5 separate regions of the Mus musculus genome follow, and regions 1, 2, 3 and 4 are each linked to region 5. Evidence: chromatin loops called from intact Hi-C (ENCODE). Cell type or tissue: heart. All regions are shown on one strand.

Region 1 (5,000 bases), 87 kb after region 5:
ATTCACTGAATACATCTTTTCAGAGTTGTAATGCTTGCTTGATTTTTGTGCTTTACTGTTCCAAATAACAATGGTATTTGTGATTGCTTCATTGAACATATCTTCTAAGAGTTTTAATATATATATTTTTTTAATGTATAAAACCCCCTGCTTGAGAGCTGCAAAATACACTCAGATTCAAACTGCCTCTGTGTTTGTTTCTGGTTTTCACTGCCGAATCCTGACCCACCTAGCTTTGAGGACCCTCATTCAAGGGAGCCCCATACCCAACTGGGGTGGTTAATGGCATCAACAAAAAAAGGAAACCTGACTCCCATAATGAGAGAACCATGCATTCTTTCTGTTAGAACACCATGCCTTATACCCGTGTTTATACACATAAAAACTTACTGAAGCAAAATGGGAAAGAAGCAGAATACTAATTTAATATCTAGCTTTAATTTTAAGGCGTCATGGTATATATTCATTTTACTAAAGTGAAAATTAAAGATTGTTATGAGAATCATTTAAACAATTTAGGGCTTGGGCAAAAACTGGTAGTTTATTTATTTATTTTTAAATTAGGTATTTTCTTCATTTACATTACAAATGCTATCCCAAAAGTTCCCCAGGCCCTCCCCCGCGACTCCCCTACCCACCCAGTCCCACTTCTTGGCCCTGGCATCCCCCTGTACTGAGGCATATAAAGTTTGTAAGACCAAGGGACCTCTCTTCTCAATGATGGCCGACTAGGCCATCTTCTGATAGATATGCAGCTAGAGACATGAGCTCCGGGGGTACTGGTTAGTTCATATTGTTGTTCCACCTATAGGGTTGCAGACCCCTTTAGCTCCTTGGGTACTTTCTCTAGCTCCTCCATTGGGGGCCCTGTGTTCCATCCAATACCTAACTGTGAGCATCCACTTCTGTGTTTGCCAGGCCAAAGAACTCACATGATATGTACTCACTGATAAGAGGATATTAGCCCAGAAACTTAGACTACCCAAGATACAAGATACAATTTGCAAAACATATGAAACTCAAGAAGAACGAAGAACAAAATGTGAACACTATGCCCCTTCTTAGAATTGGGAACAAAACATCCATGGAAGGAGTTTCAGAGACAAAGTTTGGAGCTGAGACGAAAGGATGGACCATCTAGAGACTGCCAAAACTAGTAGTTTTATTGCATGAATGTGCCTCAGAGTTTACACCACAGTGTTAATCTTACATGAATTCAATGTTACACTACACAAAGCAGGTGCTGGAAGCTGTGATGGGATGCCTCCTGCTGTTGAGCCTCTCCAGCATCATTCCTCTCATACCAGGAGACAGAAGACTTCCAAGGCAATGGCAGAGTGCTTGCTTCACTTCTAGCCTATGCTATTGTTACCAGTCAAGCCACAGCTGTTACTCTGGCTGGAATAAAAGCACACATCACATTAATTAGAACGGCTGCAGCACAGTGGCTTTGTCACAATACTACCCTGACATATATTGCCTTCATGTTCACCATGTTCAATGCCAAAATACAGTATATCAATCATGAAGAAAAGGTTGTCAGCCACAACACAGTAAAAACTCTCCTCACATTTCAAAGAGCTGAACACTTAGTCAAACAGTGAACTGCATGTTGTTTCACACCTGAAGCAAGTGAGGACTTCAGTTCCTTCTCAGCTTTCTGTGGGCAGCTGAGGGTGGGAGTGTGACTCTGTCATACCTGAGCCCTTCCAGGTGTCAGATAGCTGTTCTTTCCCAAATCTTCATATTCAGGCAAATCAGGAGCCATTTCTCCTCTATTCAGTGAGTTTCCATAGCAATTTGTCTTGAATTCTTCTGGAGTCTTTATAAATAAGCAAACAATACATTAAAACCAAGAGACTAACTGTAAGGAAATGGAGTGAAGAAACAGAATTAACAATCAGTGTCTCACTCACCAAGTCACTAAATTGATTCAGGCCCATGTAGAAGCTGGTCTTGCCCTGCTCATAGTCTGCATTGTGTGCCTCAATTTTCTTCTTATTCTCCTCCCACACGAGTCTTCTGTGTCTTTCTTCATTCTGAAAATGAGTACAACAGATAGCATTTCTCATCTTAACACCACACACAAGCTGAGGAAATGGTATGTAGAGAAAGAGGAGCCATAGTATGTGGTCTCATGACACTGTTGTCAGCCATTCTCCTCACCCAGAGGGTCATCAAAGCTGCCCACCTTGGGTTCATAATGCATGTCTTTAGGCAAGTCCTTAGTGATGGCTTGTCTTTACGGCCATATTTATGCCCACAGACTCCCAACAGCAAGAGTCCTTCTTTCTGAGATCCCTCTAGACTGTGCCCATTTTACCAACCAGATTGTAGGCTTTTGCAAATTTCGTCTTCCATTCTTTCCACTCATTATCCAAACTTGGATCAGGGGGTGGAGCAGCTGACATCATTCCCAAGCAGAGGATGAGCAGGAAGACAGCACTATTTGGGTTCCCAAAACATAGACAAGTTGTTGTCCAATACTATGGTCAGACCCAAAAGGTAAACACAAGTAATATCATACACACTGTCTAAGCTCTATTTAGCAATATATATGTATGTGCATATACGTATGTAATAACAATGAGTGAAAAAAGAGGACAGAATTTAAAAAGTATCAGAAAAGGCATGTCTGAGAATGTGAGGCAGAAAAAGGAGGAGAACAAAAATGTAATCCTATTAGTATCATAAAAAACTAAGAGACAGACAAAGAAGAAAACAAAGCAAAAACAAAACAGTGAATAAAACTTACAAAATAGGAGATGTCTCAGGTAACCAGAGTAGAGCTGTGAGGAAATTTGCTGAAAATGAGTTAGTAGGTAGGGGGTCTGTGTACCTTGCTTTTCTCTGCTCTCACCTGAAGTGCTGCAGCTTCTGTTCACAGATAGAAACCATCATTTTGTTGTCCACGGTCTCTGAAGAGCAACTGACAGAGGAGGCTGGTGGTACTTGAGGAGAGCAGCCTGTGGCTCCGCCTTTTCCTTCCTGGAGCACTGCTAGCTCTTTCCTGAAGCCTCTGCCTGGCCCACAGAGCAGACGTCACAAGCCAGCTTCGCTAGTGAGTTATTACAGACAGGAAAACATCTAGAGACTGATCAGACCCAAGGAACAGGCTGAGTCATACAGCAAGGATGCGACTTTTCTGAGAATGCCAAGACTCACAGGATGTCTGGTGTTTTATAGATAACAATTGTTAGAGAACACAATTATGGCAGGATGAAGTCAGTGGGGAGAGCTACAGTGTCTCACAGCAGTACTTCAGATTCTGCATCTGTAGATAGAGCATCAAGCAGTGTGTACCTGTCGGTGTCTGTCTTGCTTAAAATACAGCCTAAGACTGACAGAAGCACCTTGAGAGGATGAAACAACCACTCATAAACAGAGAAGTCTGAAACACTTATCACTTCCCCTGAACATCAGTGTCTCAGCTCAGGGATTCACAGTGTTTAGGAAAAGTGCTAGAATTGCCCAAACCAAACAAAAGATGCCTGAAGCATATGTGGCCTGCAGGGTTTGATGGGACAACTGAAGTGTTTGACTGGACATGCAGGGGTTTCACTGGACATGAGGATATTCCTGTGTGAACTTCTCTGTGACTCTGACAAGCACTGTTGAGCCTATGATTACAAAGCAGATTTAACAAAAGTCAGAAAAGACTGCAGTGTCTTTGGCTGAGAAAATACAGAGGATACAAATTTCTACATGTGATCAGAAGTTTGTTTCCATTTTGATATAACATATGAAAGGGTAAATCAGTAGATGTATGGCCATTTTCCTCTGATGTTCTCCAGAGTTGTACCAAATTCTTGTCTGCCTCATAATTGAGATTTGATGATTTTTGGATGTTTGTTACAGGCAGAATTGGACGGATAGATGAATACTTTCCTAAAACATGCATAGACTTCCCCATGTCAAACTGGATAATCTAAGTTGAGAATTGTTATACACAGATAGCAGCAACTCAGCTTAGTTCTACATTACAATTAAAATGATAGAAATCTCTTCATATTTGTGGTCAAGGTATAGTAGTCTTTGGTTCACGTTTTCTGCTACATTCTTTAAGATACTCATGGAACATTCTTCAAAACTGACCATATCCTTGGACATAAATCAATTCTCAACTGATGTACAAAAAATTAAAATAACACCTCCATCCTTTCTGAGCACCATGGAGTAGCACAGGATATCAAAAGCAATGGAAAGCTTATAAACACCTGGAAATGAAAAAATTCATAGTGAATGAAAATGGGTCAAGATAGACATCAAAAAGAGATCAAAACATTGTTAGACTTAAATTAATTACATGACATAGTCAAAGTTATGGGACACAAATGAAGGTGGGTTTAAGAGATCTAAGCTCATATCCCTAAGTGCTTACATAAAAATTTGAGTGATCTTATTTTGCAGAGTTTTCCCCGTCCAATCATATTAGGGCAGTGGGAGGCTTGTGATTGGACAGGAAAAGGGAGGCAGAGGGAGGAGTTGAGGATACAGGGGTGGGGGGGGGGGGGAGTCTGAGGAGGAAAGGGAGAACCAGAATGGAGGCTGACGTGGTGTTATCAAAAGGTTAGAATAATTATGTTAAAGCTTTATGATTATCATTTGGCTCTGAAGTTACTGTATTGGCATCTTGTAAATTTTGTCTTTATTGGTACATAAATCGGATCGGCTAATTAAACATTAAGAGTCTTGATTCTAGTGGGTAATTAGATGTTGAGATGGCTAAAAAGGGGTGCATGGGGCATTGCATAAAAGCTATAGGGACTTGGGGTGAGGCTCCAAGAGATGGCCTGATGAGAGCCTTGAGAGACTTAAGACACCATCTTTATAAACAGCAAGAATTCTGCTATGTTTTGTAATATTTGATAATAATTTAATTATAAATACTATTCATTATTCTCAAGTTAATGATTGTAAACTTATTAAAATATATAGTAAAAGTTAGGCAACTCAGGAATGCTATAAGAAAAATATTTTTCCCCAGAAAAGAACTCAAA
Region 2 (5,000 bases), 110 kb after region 5:
AATTAACTTTGAGGAAAGTCTGTCTATTTGATATTTTAGGATGTAGACCAACTTCAATATTCTGCCCTAATGTCAAGCCATGAAGAGAGGAAGAAGGTTTTTGTTTTGTTCTTTTGGTTTCCTTCTTTCTTCTTTTGTTTCTTTCTTTCTTCCTTCCTTCCTTCCTTCCTTCCTTCCTTCCTTCCTTCCTTCCTTCCTTCCTTCCTTCCTTCCTTCCTTCCTTTCTCTCTCTCTCTCTCTCTCTCTCTCTCTCTTTCTTTTTTTGTGTGAAACTTAAGACCATTATTCAAACAGAAGATTTAAAAATAAATATTCTAGTACACCCAATCTGAAAACCACTAACAGAACGCTTCCTTGTTGAGGTAGTATGGTAGGACTAGATGGAAATGGTTTTTGCTTTCTGTAATTAAATCGTGTTTCCATAAGCTAAGAAATATGTTCACATTCAGTGACAGCCCTGATGCTCAGGAGACAAACAGCTCCACCCTGAGCACAGCACAGCTGTGTTCCTCCCGGCAACATTCCCACATCTTGTGCTAGGACTGCATGTACCATTTGAACAGCACGTAGTGTTTTCAGGACCAAGGAAGGAGTGAACGAAATTCAACACCTGTGAACTTTTCCAGCAACACTTGGTGCTCATTTATATGTCATCATTTTGAATTGTTTAGGTCATTTTACAGCCAGAAGACTTTAATGTTGAGAAACTTCTCATGTGATGAGTCATGACCCAGAATTTAAGAACAGAAAAGATTTGGAGAGAAATGATACAGCCAAGACTGCTTGTGTGAAGGACAGAATAAGAAACTGAAGGACAGAATTAATGATGATAATAATGATGATGATGATGATAACAATAACAGTCTTTGTCGCAGTGAGAAACAGAGAACAAGCTTCAGAAATCCAGAGTAGAAGGGTACAAGAAAAGAGGAAAAACAGTTGTACAAAATAAAGCAAGCAGAACTTAGGGTGAACTGCTCTGTCCTTTGGTAGTGTGTGCCACTTCCACAAGTAAATCACAGACAACCACTCAATTCTGTGGGAGCCTGTGTAAGAAAACTGTGAATATATGGTGATCTATGGATGGAAGGGAGTGCAGAATGCTGGTCCCACTAGGTGGCCTTCTAAAAAGAATTACATGAAGTATGATAAGTGGATGCCCTTAAAAGCCAGGACACGAAGTGGTATTTTGTTGTTGTTTTTATGTTTGTTTGTTTGTTTGTTTGTTTGTTTTTGGTCAACAAGGAAGAGAAGAAAAGAAACAAGATAATTAATAACAATATAAATAATTCTAAACCAATTCACTGATCAAGCTTCTATTATAAATCTAATCAGAGCTTAAAAATCTCAAATGATACTAGTACTAAATGGTGCCTAACTTGTTAGTGATTTTGCACTGCAGTTAAGGTAGGAGAATTCAAACTGTCTGACTTACCTGCAAGTAGTATTCACACTGATAAGGCTTCTCTCCACTGTGAGTTCTTTTGTGCTTTTTCATGTGATATTTCTGTATGAATCTCATAGCATATTCATCACAGCGAAATGGTTTTCACCTAGTACGTGATTAAAAAAAAACATTGTAAAATCATGGACTGTTTTGCCAAAAGAAATTTTTAACATAAACCAAAAGTCTGCCATTAAAAAAAGCCAGGACATGAAAGGAATGCCCTGGCATTTCCACATTATCTTTGTGGAAAGGAAAAGGCTCAGGAGGAATGTCTTTTACATGACTAAAGTTAATACTCACAAGACATAACACCATGTGTATTCCCGAACAGTACCTTTGTTTGCTAAAGCTACCCACAGACATCTTTCTCATGTATTGCTTGCTTCAGTCCTAACATGAGAACTGCTTGTTTCTACTGCTCATGTGCTCCAATACCTCCAGCTCCATCATTCCCTCATTCAGATCTGTAGCATTTCCTTTGATCTGTGGAGACTCAGTCTCACTGGTTGAGGTGGGTGGGCACAGTTGTACCTTCAAAGCCAGCCTGTGCCCTCATGAGCCTTGAATCCATTGCAGATTTTTCCAAGACTGTGATACCTCAAATTGTTTTGTCAGGCCAGAGAGCGATGGGGAGCTCACATTTCAGAGAGAATTTATTATTTAAAGGTGGACGTTCTTAGGATCCTGAGATCAGGGTACTTTGCTGTGTAAACTGTCTCAATTTGCCCTGCCACAGTCGCTGGGTAAGTGAAATTCTAGAGCAGTCATTCTCAATCCATGAGAATAGCAATTGTCCCCTTTGAGGAGTGAATGTTCCTTTCACAGGAGTTGTATAAGACCATCGGGAAACACAGGTATTACGTTTTGATTCATAACAGTAGCAAATTCACAGTTATGAAAAGAACAACAAAAATAATCTTATGTTTTGGGGTCACCACAGCAAATGGACCTGTGTTAAAGTGTTGCAGCATTAGGAAGGCTGAGAATCACTGTATTAGAGAACCCAGGAAGACTAGACAGACACAGGCTGGAGGATTTGGGGAGAAGAGGAGAAGAATGCCCTTAGGTTTGGACATTCTCAGGGAGAAAATAAAATAAAAAGCGTGTCTCAGTGCTGAGCCTGAGCCAGGTGTGGCTATGAAGCCTCCTGTTACCCTTAGTGGCTGTAGACAGTATCCTGAGGTGCTAGGGCTGCTCATGATATCTGTAGCAGCACCCTGCTAGTGGCGTGCTTATTCCGTGGTACGCCTTGGAAGTCCGTAGCCATGGACCTTGTACTAATTTGCATTCTGTGGATCTCTCACTGCACTGGGAAAAAAGATCTCAGCCATCCCAGGGAGAGGGAATCTGGGAAATTCTCCAAGTGTGAGGGAATTCGCAGTCCTATGCAAACCTAGCTGTGGCCAGTAGAGGGCTCTCATCTGCAAGAAAGAAAATTATCTCTGGATGACATCAGACCCTAGTCCAACACAGACATCAGCAACAGACATCTGCAAGCTCTGCTGACCATCACCTGATCATGTAGTCTGCATTCTTGTCTCCAGGGACTCAAAAAAACATTTTACAACTCCAATTTTGTGCTTTTATCCCTGGTATTTTGGTTTCTCGCACTTCCTATACAGTTATAAGAGATACACACACACACACACACACACACACACACACACACACACACACATGTATATGTGATATATGTATATATATATATATCCTCTGCATGCTTTCTGTCCCCTTTGATCTACATTTTGCAGTGGCTTTTGAGAAAATGCTATTATATTTCTTTTTTAAAAAAGATTTATTTACTTATTTAATGTGAGCACATGGTTGTCTTTATTTTTTATTAGATAATTTCTTCATTTACGTTTCAAATGCTATCCCCCAAAGCCCCCTATACTCTCCCCTCACCCTGCTCCCAAACCCATACACACCTACTTACTGGCCCTGGCTTTCCCCTGTACTGGGGCATATAATCTTCGCAAGAGCAAGAGCCTCCCCTCTCATTGATGGCCAACTAGGCCATCCTCAGCTATATATGCAGCTAGAGACACAGCTCTGGGAGGTACTGGTTAGTTCATATTGTTGTTCCTCCTATAGGGTTGCAGACCACTTTAGCATCTTGGGTACTTTCTCTAGCTCCTTCATTATTATTAGATGGCCCTGTGCTCCATCTAATAGATGACTGTGAGAATCCACTTCTGTATTTGCTAGGCACTGGCATAGTCTGACAAGAGAAATAGAGAGAGAGAGAGAGAGAGAGAGAGAGAGAGAGAGAGAGAGAGAGAGAGAGAGAGCTATCTCAGGGTTCTGTCAGCAAAATCTTTCTGGCATATGCAATAGTTTCTGGGTTTGGTGGTTGTATATGGGATGAATCCCCGGGAGGGGCATTCTCTGAATGGTCCTTCCTTCTGTCTCAGCTCAGAACTTTGTTTCTGTAACTCCTTCCATGGATATTTGTTCCCCATTCTAAGAAGGAGTGAAGTATCCACACTTGGGTCTTCCTTTTTGATTTTCATGTGTCTTGCAAATTGGATCTTGGATATTCTAAGTTTCTGAGCTAATATCCACTTTTCAGTGAGTGTATATCATGTGTGTTCATTTGTGACTGGGTTACCTCATTAAGGATAATATCCTCCAGATCCATCCATTTGCCTAAGAATTTCATGAATTCATTGTTTTTAATAGCTGAGTAGTACTCCATTGTGTAAATGCACCACATTTTCTGTATCCATTCCTCTGTTGAGGGACATCTGGTTCTTCCAGTTTCTGGCTATTATAAATAAGCCTGCTATGAACATAGTGGAGCACGCGTCCTTATTACACGGTGGAATATTTTCTGGGTATAAGCCCAGGAGAGGAATTGCTGGATCTTCTGGGAGTACTACATCCAATTTTCTGAGGAAACATTAGACTGATTACCACAGTGGTTGTACAAGCTTGCAATCCCACCAGCAATGGAGGAGTGTTCCTCTTTCTCTACATCCTCACCAGCATCTGCTGTCACATGAATTTTTGATCTTAGCCATTCTGACTTGTGTGAGGTGGAATGTCAGGGTTGTTTTGACTTGCATTTTCCTAATGATTAAGAATGTTGAACATTTTTTTCAGGTGCTTTTCAGCCCTTCTGTATTTCTCAGGTGAGAATTCTTGTGTTTAGCTCTGTGCCCCATTTTTTAATGGGGTTATTTGATTTTCTGGAGTCCATCTTCTTGAGTTCTTTATATATATTGGATATTAGTCCCCTATCTGACTTAGGATTGGTAAAGATCCTTTCCCAATCAGTTGGTGGCCTTTTTTGTCTTATTGACAGTGTCTTTTGCGTTACAGAAGCTTTGCAATTTTATGAGGTCCCATTTGTCAATTCTCTTTCTTACAGCACAAGACATTGCTGTCCTATTCAGGAATTTTTCTCCTGTGCTCATATCTTTGAGGCATTTCCCCACTTTCTCCTCTATAAGTTTCTCCTATTTCAGTTTCAGAGTCTCTGGTTTTATGTGGAGTGTTTTGGTCCACTTAGACTTGACCTTAGTACAAGGAGATAAGAATGGATCTATTC
Region 3 (5,000 bases), 110 kb after region 5:
TAAGCAGTAAGTAATTTTATCAACTGAGCATGCAACCAATCCTATTATTATCATTATTTGTAATATTAATACAATATTAATGCTAACATTAATATTAGACTCATTGGGCTTAAATAAAGTTTCTTGCATGAGCGTGAGTGAGGGAAGTTATATACTAGAGCATGGGCAACTCAGTCTTTCCTTAATCTTTGAGGAAAATTACCTCCCCAATACAAGCACCCAGTGATTGCTCTAGTCCATGTATCCAATTCCATTGATCTATGTGTCTTGCTTTGGTGTCAGTACCAGGCTCTTTTTATTACCATGGCTATGTAGTATATGTTCTAATCAGGGATGATGATACCTCCAGCAGCAATTTTCCCCCTCTCAATTTCCTTGTTTATCCAAGGTCTTTTGTGTTTCAGTATTAACTTTAATATTTTTATGTCTATGTAGAGTGACACTGGAATTTTAATTGGTGCATCCTAGAAGTCATATATTGCTTTTAGTAGGGTGGTGTGATTGTTTGTATATATTCAGCTTAGAGAGTGGAATTATTAGAAGGTGTGGCCCTGTTGGAGTAGGTGTGGCTTTGCTGAAGTACGTGAGTCATTGTGAGGGTGGGCTTTAAGACCCTCCTCCTGGATATCTGGAAGCTAGTATTGTGCTTGTAGCCTTCAAATGAAGATGTAGAACTCTCAGCTCCTCCTGCATCATGCCTGCCTGAACACTGCCATGTTCCTGATGATAATGGACTGAACCTGTAAGCCAGCCCCAATTAAATGTTGTCCTTTTTAAGACTTGCTTTGGTCATGGGGTCTGTTAACAACAGTAAAACCCTAACTAAGACAAATGGTGATTTTTGCAGAGTTAATCTCAGCAATACATGAACATGGGGAGTCTTTCATCTTTCAGAGTCTTCAATTTGTTTCTTCAGTAACTCAGAGATTTCTTTTTCTTGCTTGACTAAGCTTGTTTCATTACATTTGTTTGTTTTTGAACTCACTGTGAATTGGAGGACTAAAGCCTTTCTCTGATTTCTTTCTCAGTCTGCTTCCATTATTATAAAGACAGGGTACTGATCTGAGTTTCTTCATTTTGTTTCCTGCAGATGTTTGTCATCTAGGAGTTTTCTGGTGAAAATATTCTGCAAATACAGAAACTTTGATTCCTTGGTTTTTCTTTTTATATGCGCCATTTTTGTCATCCTCTCAACCTGTATGTTGGGCAAGACTTCAAGCACCATACTGAATAGGAGTGAAGGCAGTGGGAATCTTTGCCTTGTAATAGGGATGGTACCAGTTTTTCTATATATGTTGATTTGTTATATATAGCTATTTTAATGTTGAGTTATATCCCCATCATTCTGTTTGCTTTGGGTCTTTATCACAAACGATGGTGGATTTTGCCAAAGGCTTTTTCTGTGTCAGTTGAAATGATCAAGTCATTCCAATCTTTAAACACATTTATGTTATTAACTTTACTTATTTATTTGCATATTTTTAACAACCCCTGCATCACTAGATTGAAGCCAACTTAATCACGATTAATGTTCATTTTGACATGTTCTTGAATTCATTTTGTAATTATTTTATTGAGAACTTTGTGTCTATCAGAGTTGTTATTCTACAATGTGTGTGTGTGTGTGTGTGTGTGTGTGTGTGTGTGTGTGTGTTTGGTTGGTTTCATTATTTGTGTGATATTGTAATATTGGTTTTATAACATATTTGGACACATGTTCCCTTGTATATTTCATGGGATAATTTTATTTTAATTATATTTTTATTTATTCTCTGAGAATTTTATATATGGTGTACTTTAATCATTCAGTCCACACTCCCCTAATCCAATGCCTTTCAGGACCCCAGCACATCCTCCCTCTTCCCAGTTTTATGTCTTCTTAAATCTTGGTACCCTACTGACTTCCCATCTTCAAACCCTTTACTCCTGACTCCTAGAATTTTTCTCAGGCAGTGTCAAGAACCTGGAAGCACTGAGTAGGTGAACATCTCTGTGGCCTGTTATCTCTTACCACTCTCCAGTCTTCTCTACTACCAACCCAGTGGAAGAGCCAGAGCCAATAGTTCATAAGAGATTGGTGAGGCTCTTAAAGTTTTAACCTACCTTTTCATGTAGTTAAAATCCATTTGTCACAACTCTGTGAATATATGTACACCAGCTAAATTTTACTACAACACTCACCAGCTTCCACACTCCAATGAATAAGAAAGTAGGGTCACTGAGCAGGATAGAATAATAAATTCTGATCTCTTGCTCACCATAAAACAATGTCTATATGATGACCTGCTCACACTGTATCTGTACTCACGTACCATCCATGTAGCTCCTTACATATGACTAAGTCCATATTCTCTTCTCATATCTCTTTCTCATCCCTGAATGTAAATGTTCTTTATTTTGCTGTCTTCCCAATGTAGACATACAGGCATCAGCTCCAAAAGATGACCACCAAACTCTACCCCATACAGAATTGTATCCCCTGTGAGTAACTCAAGTTATGAGGAGAAACTGGTCAGAATACAACGGCAGCATTGGTTTGGGTACTGACAAAGAAGACTAATCTGCAGGGGTCTATACATCACCATCTGCCACTTGGAATTTCCATGACCCATGAGACTGAACCCCGAGGGAAAGAACTCTGTGAGGCCAAAGTGAAGAATCTTATCAACAGGAAATGGGATAGCTGAAAGGAAAAGAAACCTTGTGGTAAGGACACACCTGTCGTGTTGAGTCAGAACAACCCAGGTGTGCTTAGACAGAGATAAGGAGTTATTGAGCCTTCTCTAAGAGCCTATACAGTTTCATCTGCCTATACAGTTATACAGTTTCTTTCTTTGCTTCTTCCTTTCTTTCTACTGAATCACTACTTTTATTTAATACCCATGTCATCAGTTTTGCCAGTTATCTCAATATTGTCCTTTATTGAAGTTTTTTCTTCTTTATATTTGTATTAATTATTCTGATTATTTACATTTCAAATGTTATCCCTCTTCCTAGTTTCCCCTCCACAAACTTCCTACTCCATTTTGCTAAGAGGTGTACCCCCCCACCACTCTCACCTCATCCCTCTAGTATGCCCCTTCTCTGGGGCACCAAGCCTCCAAAGGACCAAGTTCATCCTCTCCCACTGAGGCCAGACAAGGCTAATATGTAGTGGAAGCTACAGACTAGCCCATGTATGCTCTTTGGTTGGTAGCTTAGTCTCTGGAATCTCTGAGGGGTCTGGTTAGTTGATACTGTTGTTCTTCCTATGGGGCTGCAATCCCTTACAGCTCCTTCAATTCTTCCCCTAACTCTTCCATAAGGGTCTCTGAGCTCAGTCCAATAGTTGGCTGTATCTTTATTTCTCTCAGTCAGATGTTGGTAGAGCCTCTCAGAGGACAGGCTCCTGTCTGCAAGCACAACATGGCATCAGTAATAGTGTTGGGTTTGGTATTTGTAGAAGGAATAGATCCCAAGTTGAAGTGGTCTCTGGATGGCTTTTCCTTAAGTCTCTGCCCCATTTTTTGTACCTGCATTTCCTTTAGACAGGAACAATTCTGGGTCAAAAATTTTGAGATGGGGTAGGTGGTCCTGTCCCTCAACTAGAGGCTATGTCTACCTATTTGAGGTGGTCTCTTCATTTTCTATACGCCACTGTTGGGCATTTCCTATACATTTTCACGTACATTTTCTGCTCTTTTTCCTGCATACCAATATCACATGTCAATTACAGGCAGTGAAAAAATCACTCATTAGGTATATGCCCCCAAGTAAACCTTTTTTCTCTAGAGATGAAAGCAAATTTATAACTCACAGTAATAACAATAACTAGAGTGTCTATGCTTTTACAATTTTGAATTCCAAAATCTTACAGAGCCAAAAAGTAAACTTCTTTTTATGCAAAGCCAGATGTAATATTCATCAAACCCTGAATAGGCTAAATAGGTGCTTAATAGCACTAGGATATCATTGAAGCTCTAAATCCATGGCTAGGCAAGAGACATTTCTACAAGACTGAAGAGGCTATTCCTGAGGGGTTCTATTTTAGGTTATGCTTCTTCAGGTGATGGAGGTTTCCATATGAGAAACATATCTATAATTTCTTATTTTTAAAAGATTTGGATTTTCTGTCATCTTCCCATGTTCAGTGTACTTTACCTCACATCAAAAAAAGTTCCACAGTTAGCAAGGGGAACCCTTCATTTCTGGTGGGAGTGCAAACTTGAACAACCACTTTGGAAATCAATGTGGCATTTTCTCAGAAAACTTGGAATAGTTCTATCTCAAGACTCAGCTATACCACTCCTGGGCATATACCCAAAAAATGTTCCAATGTCTCACAAAGACACTTGCTCAGCTATGTTCATAGCAGCTTTATTAGTAATAGCCAGAAACTGGAAATAAGCTCAGTTGGATGTCCCTCAACTGAAGAATGGAAAAAGAATACAATGGCATACTATTCAGCTATTACAAACAAATCATGAATTTTGCAGGCAAAGACTAGAACTTGAGTGAGATATCCTAGTCCCAAAAGAACATGCATGATATGTACTCACTTGTAAGTGGATATTAACCTTAAAATACAGGTACCATATTACACTTCCCAAACTCAAAGAAGCTGAGAAAGGAGACCCTAAGTGAGGAAGCTGGGGTCTCACTTAGAATGGGGGAATAAAATAGTCATAAGAGGGAACTTGGAATGATGGGGGATAAGGAGGGGAATGGGGTGTTCAGCATCAGGTGTAGGAAAGGACAGATAGATGGCTAGATGGCCATGAAATGAATGGAAATCTGCAACTGACAGGGGTGAGGAGGTGAAGAGTATCTCCAGGATGAGTCAGAGATCTGGAATAAGAGAGGTGCCAAGAGTCAATGGGAGTGACCTTAGCTGTGACTCACTACATTGGGGCTATGTAACTTAAAGAGGCCACCTGTAGCCAGTCAGGAACCCCTGTAGAGCCATAGAGACACCAAACCACTTACACAACTTTCAACTCAATATTTATCGTATCTACTAG
Region 4 (5,000 bases), 48 kb after region 5:
TAGTCACAGTTAATGGTCTAAGAAAAAGATTAAGCTTAGGAGGTTTGAACACTTCTGGAAATATGATGACTTTTGAGGTTTGTACTGAAACACTATGCAGCAAGAGATGGCTGTGTACTATTTTGCATGACAGGGCTCTGTTGGGTTGTGGGTCACTGGAGCATAGACTACACTTCAGTGATCACAAATCTCACCCTGTAGATGGGTTCTATGTAGTCATAGTACACAGTACAAAGCACTGGTATGGTATGTCCATATAAAATGAGATTCATGGCTGAGGATCAGAGTAGAGGGACACACATTGAGCTTCCACAGCAATTTGTCCTGTATTCTTCTGGAGTCTTCATAAATAATACAGAGGTGACACCACTGTACTAAGCTACTTTCCGGTTGCCAGTGATACTTTGTGAATTCATGGGAATTAATGATTGGGATTCACAGAAAATTAAATATAGGTTTTCAAATGATTATCAAAAGTAGGCTCCAAAACCCTTGAAACAAGCTCAACCCAGGAGACAAACCTGCCTTCGTAATGAGAGAGCCATGCACTCTCTCTTTTAGAACACCATGCAACAGGCAGTTATACCTTCAAGCAGAACTGTGTGTCTGTACACATAAACCAAACCAGAAAGAAGCAGAGTACTAATTTAATATCTAGCTTTAATTTGAAGACATCATGGCATATATTCATCTTATTAAAGTGAAAACTAAAGATCCTTGTGAGAATCATTTAAGGAACTTCAGAGCTAAAAATTGGCAATGATTTCTCAGTATGACTGTGCCTCAGAGTTCACACCACAGTGTTGATCTTATATGAGTTCAGTTTTGCATATCACACAGCACATGCTGGACACTGTGATGGGCTGCTTCCTGCTGTTGAGCCTCTACAGCATCATTCCTCCCATACCAGGAGACAGAAGACTCCCAAGACAATGCAGAGTGCTTGCTTCACTCCTAGACTATGATATTGTTACCAGTCAAGCCACAACTGTTACTCTGGCTGGAATAAAAGCACACATCACATTAATTAGAATGGCTGCAGTACAGTGGCTTTGTCACAATACTACTCTGACATATATTGCCTTCATGTTCACAATGTTCAATGCCAAAATACAGTATATCAATCAGGAAGAAAAGGTTGTCAGCCACAACACAGTAAAAACTCTCCCCACATTTCAAAGAGCTGAACACTTAGTCAAACAGTGAACTGCATGTTGTTTCACACCTGAAGCAAGTGAGGACTTCAGTTCCTTCTCAGCTTTCTGTGGGCAGCTGAGGGTGGGAGTGTGACTCTGTTATACCTGAGCCCTTCCAGGTGTCAGATAGCTGTTCTTTCCCAAATCTTCATATTCAGGCAAATCAGGAGCCATTTCTCCTCTACACATTGAGCTTCCACAGCAATTTGTCCTGAATTCTTCTGGAGTCTTCATATATAAGCAAACAATACATTAAAACCAAGAGACTAACTGTAAGGAAACGGAGTGAAGAAACAGAATTAACAATCAGTGTCTCACTCACCAAGTCACTAAATTGATTCAGGCCCATGTAGAAGCTGGTCTTGCCCCGCTCATAGTCTGCATTGTGTGCCTCAATTTTCTTCTTATTCTCCTCCCACATGAGTCTTCTGTGTCTTTCTTCATCCTGAAAATGAGTACAACAGATAGCATTTCTCATCTTAACACCACACACAAGCTGAGGAAATGGTATGTAGAGAAAGAAGAGCCAAAGCATGTGGTCTCATGACACTGTTGTCAGCCATTCTCCTTACCCAGTATGGGTTCATAATGCATGTCTTTAGGCAAGTCCTTAGTGATGGCTTGTCTTTATGGCCATATTTATGCCCACAGACTCCCAACAGCAAGAGTCCTTCTTTCTGAGATCCCTCTAGACTGTGCCCATTTTACCAACCAGACTGTAGGCTTTTGCAAATGTTGTCTTCCATTCTTTCCACTCATTATCCAAACTTGGATCAGGGGATGGAGCAGCTGACATCATTCCCAAGCAGAGGATGAGCAGGAAGACAGCACTATTTGGGTTCCCAAAACATAGACAATGAGTTGTTGTCCAATACTATGGTCAGACCCAAAAGGTAAATGCAAGTAATGTTATACATACTGTCTAAGCTCTATTTAGCAATATATATGTATGTGCATGTATGTATGTAATAACAATGAGTAAAAAAAGAGAACAGAATTTAAAAAGTATCAGAAAAGGCATGTCTGAGAATGTGAGGCAGAAAAAGGAGGAGAAAAAAATGTAATCCTATTATCATCATAAAAAATTAAGAAGCCGGGCGTGGTGGCGCACGCCTTTAATCCCAGCACTCGGGAGGCAGAGGCAGGCGGATTTCTGAGTTCGAGGCCAGCCTGGTCTACAAAGTGAGTGCCAGGACAGCCAGGGCTACACAGAGAAACCCTGTCTCGAAAAAAACCAAAAAAAAAAAAAAAAAAAAATTAAGAGACAGACAAACAAGAAAACAAAGCAAAAACAAAACAGTGAATAAAACCTACGAAATAGGAGATGTCTCAGGTAACCAGAGTAGAGCTGTGAGGAAGTTTGTTGAAAATGAGTTAGCAGGTAGGGGGCCTGTGTACCTTGCTTTTCTCTGCTCTCACCTGAAGTGCTGCAGCTTCTGTTCACAGATAGAAACCAGAACTTTGTTGTCCAGGGCCTCTGAAGAGCAACTGACAGAGGAGGCTAGTGGTGCATGAGGAGAGCAGCCTGTGGCTCCACCTTTTCCTTCCTGGAGCACTGCTAGTTCTTTCCTGAAGCCTCGGCCTGGCCCACAGAGCAGACGTCACAAGCCAGCTTCACAACTACAGACAGGAAAACATCTAGAGACTGACCAGACGCAAGGACTAGGCTGAGTCATACAGGAAGCATGAGACTTCTCTGACAATGCCAAGACTCACAGGATGTCTGGTTCTCTAGAGTTAACAATTGTTAGAGAACACAATTATGGCAAGATGAAGTCAGTGGGGAGAGCTACAGTGTCTCACAGTCCTACATCAGATTCTGCATCTGTAGAGAGAGCATCAAGCAGTGCGTACCTGTCTGTGTCTGTCTTGTTAGAAACGCAGCCCAAGACAGACAGAAGCACTTTCAGAGAAGGTGAAACAACCACTCATAGACAGAGTAGTCTGAAACACTCATCACTTACCTGGAATGTCAGTGTCTCAACTCAGGAATTCACAGTGTTTGTGAAAAATGCTAGAGTTGTCTGAACGCAACAACAAATGCCTGATGCATACAAAGCTCTATGGCCTGCAGGGTTTGATGGGACAACTGCAGGGTTTGACTGAACATGAGTTAATTGCTGTGTGGATTTCTCTATTACTCTCACAAGCATAGTTGGGCCTATGATTAAAAAGCAGACTTAACAAAAGTCAGAAAAGACTACAGTGGCCTTGGGCTGCGCAAATACAGAGGATACAAATTTCTACATGTGATCAGAAGTTTGTTTCCATTTTGCTATAACATATAAAAGGTAAATCAGTAGATGCATGGCCATTTTCCTCTGATGTTCTCCAGAGTTGTACCAAATTCTTGTCTGTCATATAATTGAGATTTGAAGATTATTGAATGTGTATTACAGAAAGAATTGGATGGATAGATAATACTTTTCTAAAAAAATGCATATGCTCCCCCAAGTCAAACTGGATAAAAATCTAAGCAGAGAATTGATATACACAGATAGTAGCAATTCAGCTTAGTTCTACATTACAATTCAAATGAAAGAAATCTCTTCACATTTGTGGTCAAGTTGTGGTAGTCTTTGGTTCACATTTTCTGCTACATTCTTTAAGTTACCCATGGAACATTATTCAAAACCTATCATATACTTGGACACAAAGGAATTCTCAACTGATGTACAAAAAATTGAAATAACACCTCCATCCTTTCTGAGCACTGTGGAGTAACGCTGGATATCAAAAGCAACAGAAAGCTTATAAACACATGGAAACGAAAAAATTTCCAGTGAATAAAATTGGGTCAAGATAGAAATCAGAAAGAGATCAAAACATTGTCAGATTTAAATTAATTACATTACATATCCAAAGTTATGGAACACAAATGAAGGTGGGTCTAAGAGAACTAAGCTCATATAGCTACGTGCTTACATAAAAATTTGAGTGATCTTATTTTGCAGAATTTTCCCTGTCCAATAACATTAGGGCAGTGGGAGGCTTGTGATTGGACAGGAGAAGGGAAGCAGAGTGAGGAGTTTAGAAGACACAGAGAGAGGTCTGAGGAGGAGAGGGAGAACCAGAATGGAGGCTGACATGGTGTTATCAAAAGGCTAGAATAACTGTGCTAAAGCTTTATCATTATCATTTGGCTCTTGGCATCTTGTAAATTGTGTCATTATTGGTACATAAATCTGATTGGCTAATTAAGCATTAAGAGTCTTGATTCCAGGGGGGTAATTAGATGTTGAGATGGCTAACCAGGAGGGCACGGGGTATCACATGAAAGCTAGAGGAACTTGGGGGTCCCTGTATATGAGACTGCCTTTTGGGAGCTATGTGGTCTAGCAGGGCTGTCTAGTTGGTGGGCCAAGAGACCAAGTGAGTGAGATCACCTGGCACAGGGGCTAGCTCTAGATATTTCCCGAAACAATCTTATTCTAATAATTAAATATTACTCCTGAAAGTTCTAGAATAAAAAGAAGATATAATCCCAAAAGGAGTAGGTGGCAGGAAATCATCAAAATCATCAATTGTTGACGAAATTCAAGAAGACATTGAAAGATGAAAAAATGTGCTATGCTAATGGATTGGCTTGGATTTGTATAGTGAGAATGGTTATCCCATCAAAAGCACGCTACTGACTCAGTGCAATCTCCATCAAAATTCTAACACAATTCTTCACAGATCTTGAAAACCTTTTCAGTATGTCTAATCTGACTCAACACACAGACTTAGGGAATCTTGAGCCTTGGGAGACAAGACACCATCTTACCGCCCAATAGATACAAGAATTCTGCTATGTTTTGTAAT
Region 5 (5,000 bases):
TGAACTGATAAATTTTTCCAGTGTCTGCTGTAATTTTTCCCTTTCTATCCCTAATTTTAATAATTTTGGTCTTCTTTCATTTTATTGTTGTTAATTTGGATAAAGAGCTTTCTTATGGACTTTAAGGGATGCATATGGTTGATGGTTAAGAAATAAATGCATATTTATTACCCTGCACAAAATCAAGTCAGAGTGGATCAAAGACCTCAACATAAAACTGAATACACTAAATCTAACACAAGAGAAACTTGTTGGTACAGGAGACAACATCCTGAATAGAACACCAATGGCTCAGGCACTAAGATCAAAACTTAATAAGTGGGATCTCATGAGACTGAACAACTCCTGTAAGTCAAAGGACACCTCAACAGGACAAGACAATAACCGCATTCATACTGTCAAGGATGTGGGGCAAGGGAGCACTCCTCCATTGCTGGTGGGAGTGAAAACTTTTACAATCATTATGAAAATGAATTTTTCAGTTTCTCAGAAAACTGATAATAGTTTTACCACCAGACCCAGCTATACCACTCCTGGGCATAGGCCCAAAAGATGCTCTATTTTCCCAAAAGGACACTTGCTCAACTATGTTCATAGCAGCTTTATCCTTAATAGAAACTGGAAACAACAAAGATATCCCTCAACTGAAGAATGACTAAAGAAAATATTCTTTTAAACAATGGGGTGTTACTCAGCTATTAAAAACAAGAACATCAGGAATTTTTCAGGCAAATGAGTGGAACTAGAAAATATCCCATGTGAGGTAACCCAGACCCAAAAGGACATGCATGCAAATACTCACTTATAAGTGGATATTAGCCATAAAGTACAGGATATACACTATATTCCACAGACCCAAAGAATCCAAATGATAAGGGGGGGGAGGGAGGCTGGTTGATTCTTTCTCAGAAGGGGAAATAAAATAGATATCAGAGGTGGATGGAGAGAGGGAATTGGATGGGAGAGGGAATGGGGATGGGAGTGGGAAGGGAGGTTCAAGTGTAGGACAAACAGAAGAGAGAACTCAACTGGATGTGGTGGAGGGAGAAGCATCTCTAGCACATGCCAGAGACCTGGGGTGGGGGTAGGCCCCAGAGTGGCTATGGGGGTTACTCTAGCTGAAACTCTTAGAAGTGGGGAATATGGAGCCTGAAGTGGCCACTTTCTCTAGTCAGACAGGACTCCCAGGGGAGGGATAAGGACAGCAACTCACCCACACAACCTCTGACCTAAAACATGCTCTTTGCAGGGACAAAGATGGAGAGAATGGACAAGCAATGACTGGCCCAAATTGAGATTCACCCCATGGACAAGAACCACTTCCTGACACTATCAGTGATAATCTATTATGCTTGCAGACATGATCCTAGCATAACTGTTCTCTAAGAGGCTCTATTCAACAGCTGACAGAAACAGATGCAGAGACCGAAAACCAAACATTAGATGGAGCTTGGGGAGTCTTGAAGAAGTGTCAGGCAAAAGGGTTGAGAGACCTGAAGTGGATAGGGACTCCATAGGAAGACCAAAAGAGTCAACTAATCTGGACCCTTTTTGCTCCCAAAGACTGAATCACCAACCAAAGAGTGGACCTAGGTCCCCCTGCACATATGTTGCTGATGTGCAGTTTTGTCTTCATGCAGCTTCCCCAACAACTGGACAGGGCTGTCCCTGAATTTGTTGCCTGCCTGTGGATCCTGTTCCTCTAACTGGGCCACCTGGTCTAGCCTCAGTGAGGATGTGCTTAGTTCTGCAGTGACTGATGTGCTGGGTGTGGTGTGGGTATGAGTATGAGGGTGTGGGAGGGAGGGATTCAGAGTGGTGGAGATTGGGAGGATGGTGTGTGGTGTCTCTCCTTTCTCAGAGGAAAGTGGGAGGAGTGGGAGGAGATGAAGGGGGGCTTGGAGGAGAGGGGGGCTGATATTAAGAAGTACAGTGAATAACTAAATAAATTAATTAAAAAGGATACTCTGCAAGCCGGGCGTGGTCCTATAGCCAGGGCTATACAGAGAAACCCTGTCTCAAAAAAAAAAAAAAAAAAAAGATACTACGCAACCATTAAACTGTGTTTACAGGGAATAAAAAGTTTTGTTCACAGATCATTAGGGGAACAAAATCAAGGAAATGTGGGTAGAAAAACATAAGAGAACAACAATGGGAAAAGCACATACCTCTTAAGAAATAGCACAGTCTCAAGGCCTTGAGGTGGAAATGGCTGTTATACAGATCATTTCCCTTTGTTTTTAGTGTGGCAAGGTTCAGAGAGCCCCTAGACACAGGATGTGGTTCTTTTTCATACTATGCTGTTGGCAACGAACTCAGGCAGAGAGTTGTGTTAGTTCACAGCCAGCCTGCCTGGTCTGTTGAGTAAATTCAAGGCCAATCATAGCTGCATAGTAAGATGTCATCTCAGACCCAAAGCAAACAAAATGCATTTTAGAAACTGGTGAAGAATCTCACCAAATGCATGGAGTTATTAATTAATCACTTTATGAAGTACAAGGGAGGGTTTTTTTCAATAAATTAATTTTACATGAAGAAAAAGAACAGATACTAGAGGAGAGTCAAAACTAATGTGGGAAAATGTCTAATTGTGTTTCCAGTGTGCTTCACTAAACTCATCCTACTGCCCTGTCCTTTGGAAATAATAATAATGACCTCCAGGTTTCCCTGTCATAGTAAAGTCATGTTTTCCTCTTATGCTTGTAATCTGTATTTTAAAAATAACACCACATTTATATTTTTAAAGGTTTTAAAACTCTGTTTAAGTGGATTTTTATCTTAAATAAAACATTTTTTCTAAAAATTTTACATGGAAGTTCAATGAATAAATGTGATCTTACATTAATATACACAAAGGACCTCAGGAAACTAAAACCCTTTAGTATAGAAACAGAAACCATCATCCAAACAAAGAGGCATCTTCCAGAATGAATTTTTTTTTTTACCAGCTCTATGTCTGACAAATGATTAATATCCAGAACATGCAAAAAAAAAAAAAAAACAACAACAACAACAACAACAAAAAACCAAAACCAATACAAAACCAAACCCAACACTAAGAAAACAAATAGGCAACTAAATTTGGAGGGGTTAGAAGTAATCAGAGTTCTCAAAAGAAGGAATAAGAGAGCCAAGAAATACTTTTAAAAATGTTTAACATCCTAAATCATCAAGCAACAACAACTTTAAAATTGCTTTGAAATTCCATCTTGCTCTGACCAGAATAGCTAAGATCATAAACAGATGTTGAAAATCGACTGGTATAACTGTGGATAAAGGGGGTTACTTATCACTGTTGGTAGAATTTTGGAAATCAGAGTAAAGTTTCCTCAAAAGTCAGAGATAGATCTACCCTATGATTTAGCTACAACACTTGTGGGCATATAGCCATGGGTCTAGGTCCTAACACTGAGGGACTTGCTCATCCATGTTCATTGCTACTTTATCCATAATAGCCAGAAAATAGAAACAGCCTGGATGTCTTTCAACTGCTAAATGGATAATTAAGACTTTGTACATATACCCAATGGAATATATTCAGTTATAAAGAAAAATGAAATTATGAAGTTCAGGTTAGTGGGTGGAATTGGAAATAATTCTGAGTGAGGTAGCTATATGAGAGACAACTATATCAGGCTCCCCCTAACATATGGTTGCTAGCTCAGGCTTAGGTATCATTTCATAAGGGGGTGGTGGTAGTGGTATATAAATGATTGTAAAAGAGGTAGTGAGCATGTGTAATAAGAATTATGTATTGAGACATGTGAGAGATATTGCACTCATGGAATCAGAGTTATGGCTTTACACACATGACCTTCACAAGGTCCGTCCTGGCAAAATATCAACATGGACAGTGGGAGGATCATGAAGTCCCACCCCTGGCTGTAAAGCTATGGACAGTTGATAGCTTCTTTAGAAGAAGAGCAAGGTTTCTTTATGGATATGGCCCCCGAGAGCTTACTTATGTTTTGGTCAATGGTCTTATACTCATGTATACACATGAAATATTATGTGGGCTAACAGGTATAATAATAATAATAATAATAATAATAATGCAGGAAGTTGGGAAGGAAAAGTGTTTTGGGGAGACAGAGGAGGAATTGGAGACAAGGAATGGTGTAAATTTGACCATAACATATTATATACATTTATGTGATTTTCTAAGGGTTAAATAAATAATTCAATAAGAATGTGAGTTTTCTCAAGTCTCTGAAGAAAGAAATTGAAGAAGATCTCAGAAGATGGAAAGATATCCCATGCTCATGGATTGGCAGGATCAACATTGTAAAAATGGCTATCTTGCCAAAAGCAATCTACAGATTCAATGTACTCCCCATCAAAATTCCAACTCAATTCTTCACTGAGTTAGAAAGGGCAATTTGCAAATTCATCTGGAATAATAAAAACCTAGTATAGCAAATACTATTCTCAACAATAAAAGAACCTCTGGTGGAATCATCATGCCTGAACTCAAGCTGTACTACAGAGCAATTGTGATAAACAAACAAACAAACAAACAAAAAACTGCATGGTACTGGTATTGCAACAGACAGGTAGATCAATGAAATAGAATTGAAGACCCAGAAATGAATCCACACACCTATGGTCACTTGATCTTTGATAAGAGAGCTAAAACCATCCAGTGAAAAACAGACAGCATTTTCAACAAATGGTGCTGGTACAACTGGCAGTTATCATGTAGAAGAATGGGAATTGATCAATTCTTATCTCCTTGTACAAAGCTCAAGTCTAAGTGGATCAAAGAACTCCAAATAAAACCAGAGACACTGAAACTTATAGAGGAGAAAGTGGGGAAAAGCCTTGAAGATACGGGCACAGGGGAAAAATTCCTAAACAGAACAGCAATAGTTTGTGCTGTAAGATCAAGAATTGACAAATGGGACCTCATGAAATTGCAAAGCTTCTGTAAGGCAAAAGACACTGTCAATAAGACAAAAAGGTGACCAACAGGTTGGGAAAGGATTTTTACCAATCCTAAA

What was found. A loop is a pair of places that touch in the nucleus more often than their neighbours do. Peaks named below come from ENCODE experiments on the same cell type or tissue, not always from the same donor. Only the 100,000 strongest peaks of a DNase experiment are listed, where the experiment ranks them.
Region 1: it touches region 5 in a loop (11-fold over the local background); 6 of 42 quality-filtered maps call a loop at or near these places.
Region 2: a loop joins it to region 5, with 4 times the contacts of the local background. A loop is called at or near these places in 2 of 42 quality-filtered maps.
Region 3: it touches region 5 in a loop (4-fold over the local background); 3 of 42 quality-filtered maps call a loop at or near these places.
Region 4: a loop joins it to region 5, with 3 times the contacts of the local background. A loop is called at or near these places in 7 of 42 quality-filtered maps.

Annotation. Positions count from the first base shown.
Region 1 is chr13:60,933,631-60,938,630 of GRCm38, forward strand. It overlaps Ctla2a (cytotoxic T lymphocyte-associated protein 2 alpha), which reads right to left and starts at 2,995. Exons shown (of 5, transcript NM_007796.2): 1 at 2,861-2,995; 2 at 2,328-2,445; 3 at 1,917-2,039; 4 at 1,700-1,822; 5 at 525-1,398. The coding sequence starts at 2,901. The coding sequence ends at 1,390. It overlaps Tpbpa (trophoblast specific protein alpha), which reads right to left. Exons shown (of 5, transcript NM_009411.5): 5 at 4,862-5,000. In heart, no CTCF peak of the experiment used is centred here; a DNase peak (open chromatin) is centred at 3,051.
Region 2 is chr13:60,961,382-60,966,381 of GRCm38, forward strand. It overlaps Gm40976 (a long non-coding RNA gene), which reads right to left and starts at 1,547. Exons shown (of 3, transcript XR_873564.1): 1 at 1,436-1,547. In heart, CTCF peaks have their summits at 504, 2,790 and 2,989; a DNase peak (open chromatin) is centred at 520.
Region 3 is chr13:60,954,531-60,959,530 of GRCm38, forward strand. All of the region lies in intron 2 of Gm40976 (a long non-coding RNA gene), which reads right to left. It overlaps Gm40975 (a long non-coding RNA gene), which reads left to right. Exons shown (of 3, transcript XR_873562.1): 2 at 2,418-2,706. Among named protein-coding and RNA genes, the nearest start is that of Gm40975, 2.9 kb to the left of the region's middle. In heart, no CTCF peak of the experiment used is centred here; no DNase peak of the experiment used is centred here.
Region 4 is chr13:60,894,720-60,899,719 of GRCm38, forward strand. Ctla2b (cytotoxic T lymphocyte-associated protein 2 beta) reads right to left here and starts at 2,728. Exons shown (of 5, transcript NM_007797.1): 1 at 2,616-2,728; 2 at 1,909-2,026; 3 at 1,519-1,641; 4 at 1,302-1,424; 5 at 632-1,000. The coding sequence starts at 1,995. The coding sequence ends at 992. In heart, no CTCF peak of the experiment used is centred here; a DNase peak (open chromatin) is centred at 2,802.
Region 5 is chr13:60,846,654-60,851,653 of GRCm38, forward strand. All of the region lies in intron 5 of 4930486L24Rik (RIKEN cDNA 4930486L24 gene), which reads right to left. Among named protein-coding and RNA genes, the nearest start is that of 4930486L24Rik, 15 kb to the right of the region's middle. In heart, no CTCF peak of the experiment used is centred here; a DNase peak (open chromatin) is centred at 2,298.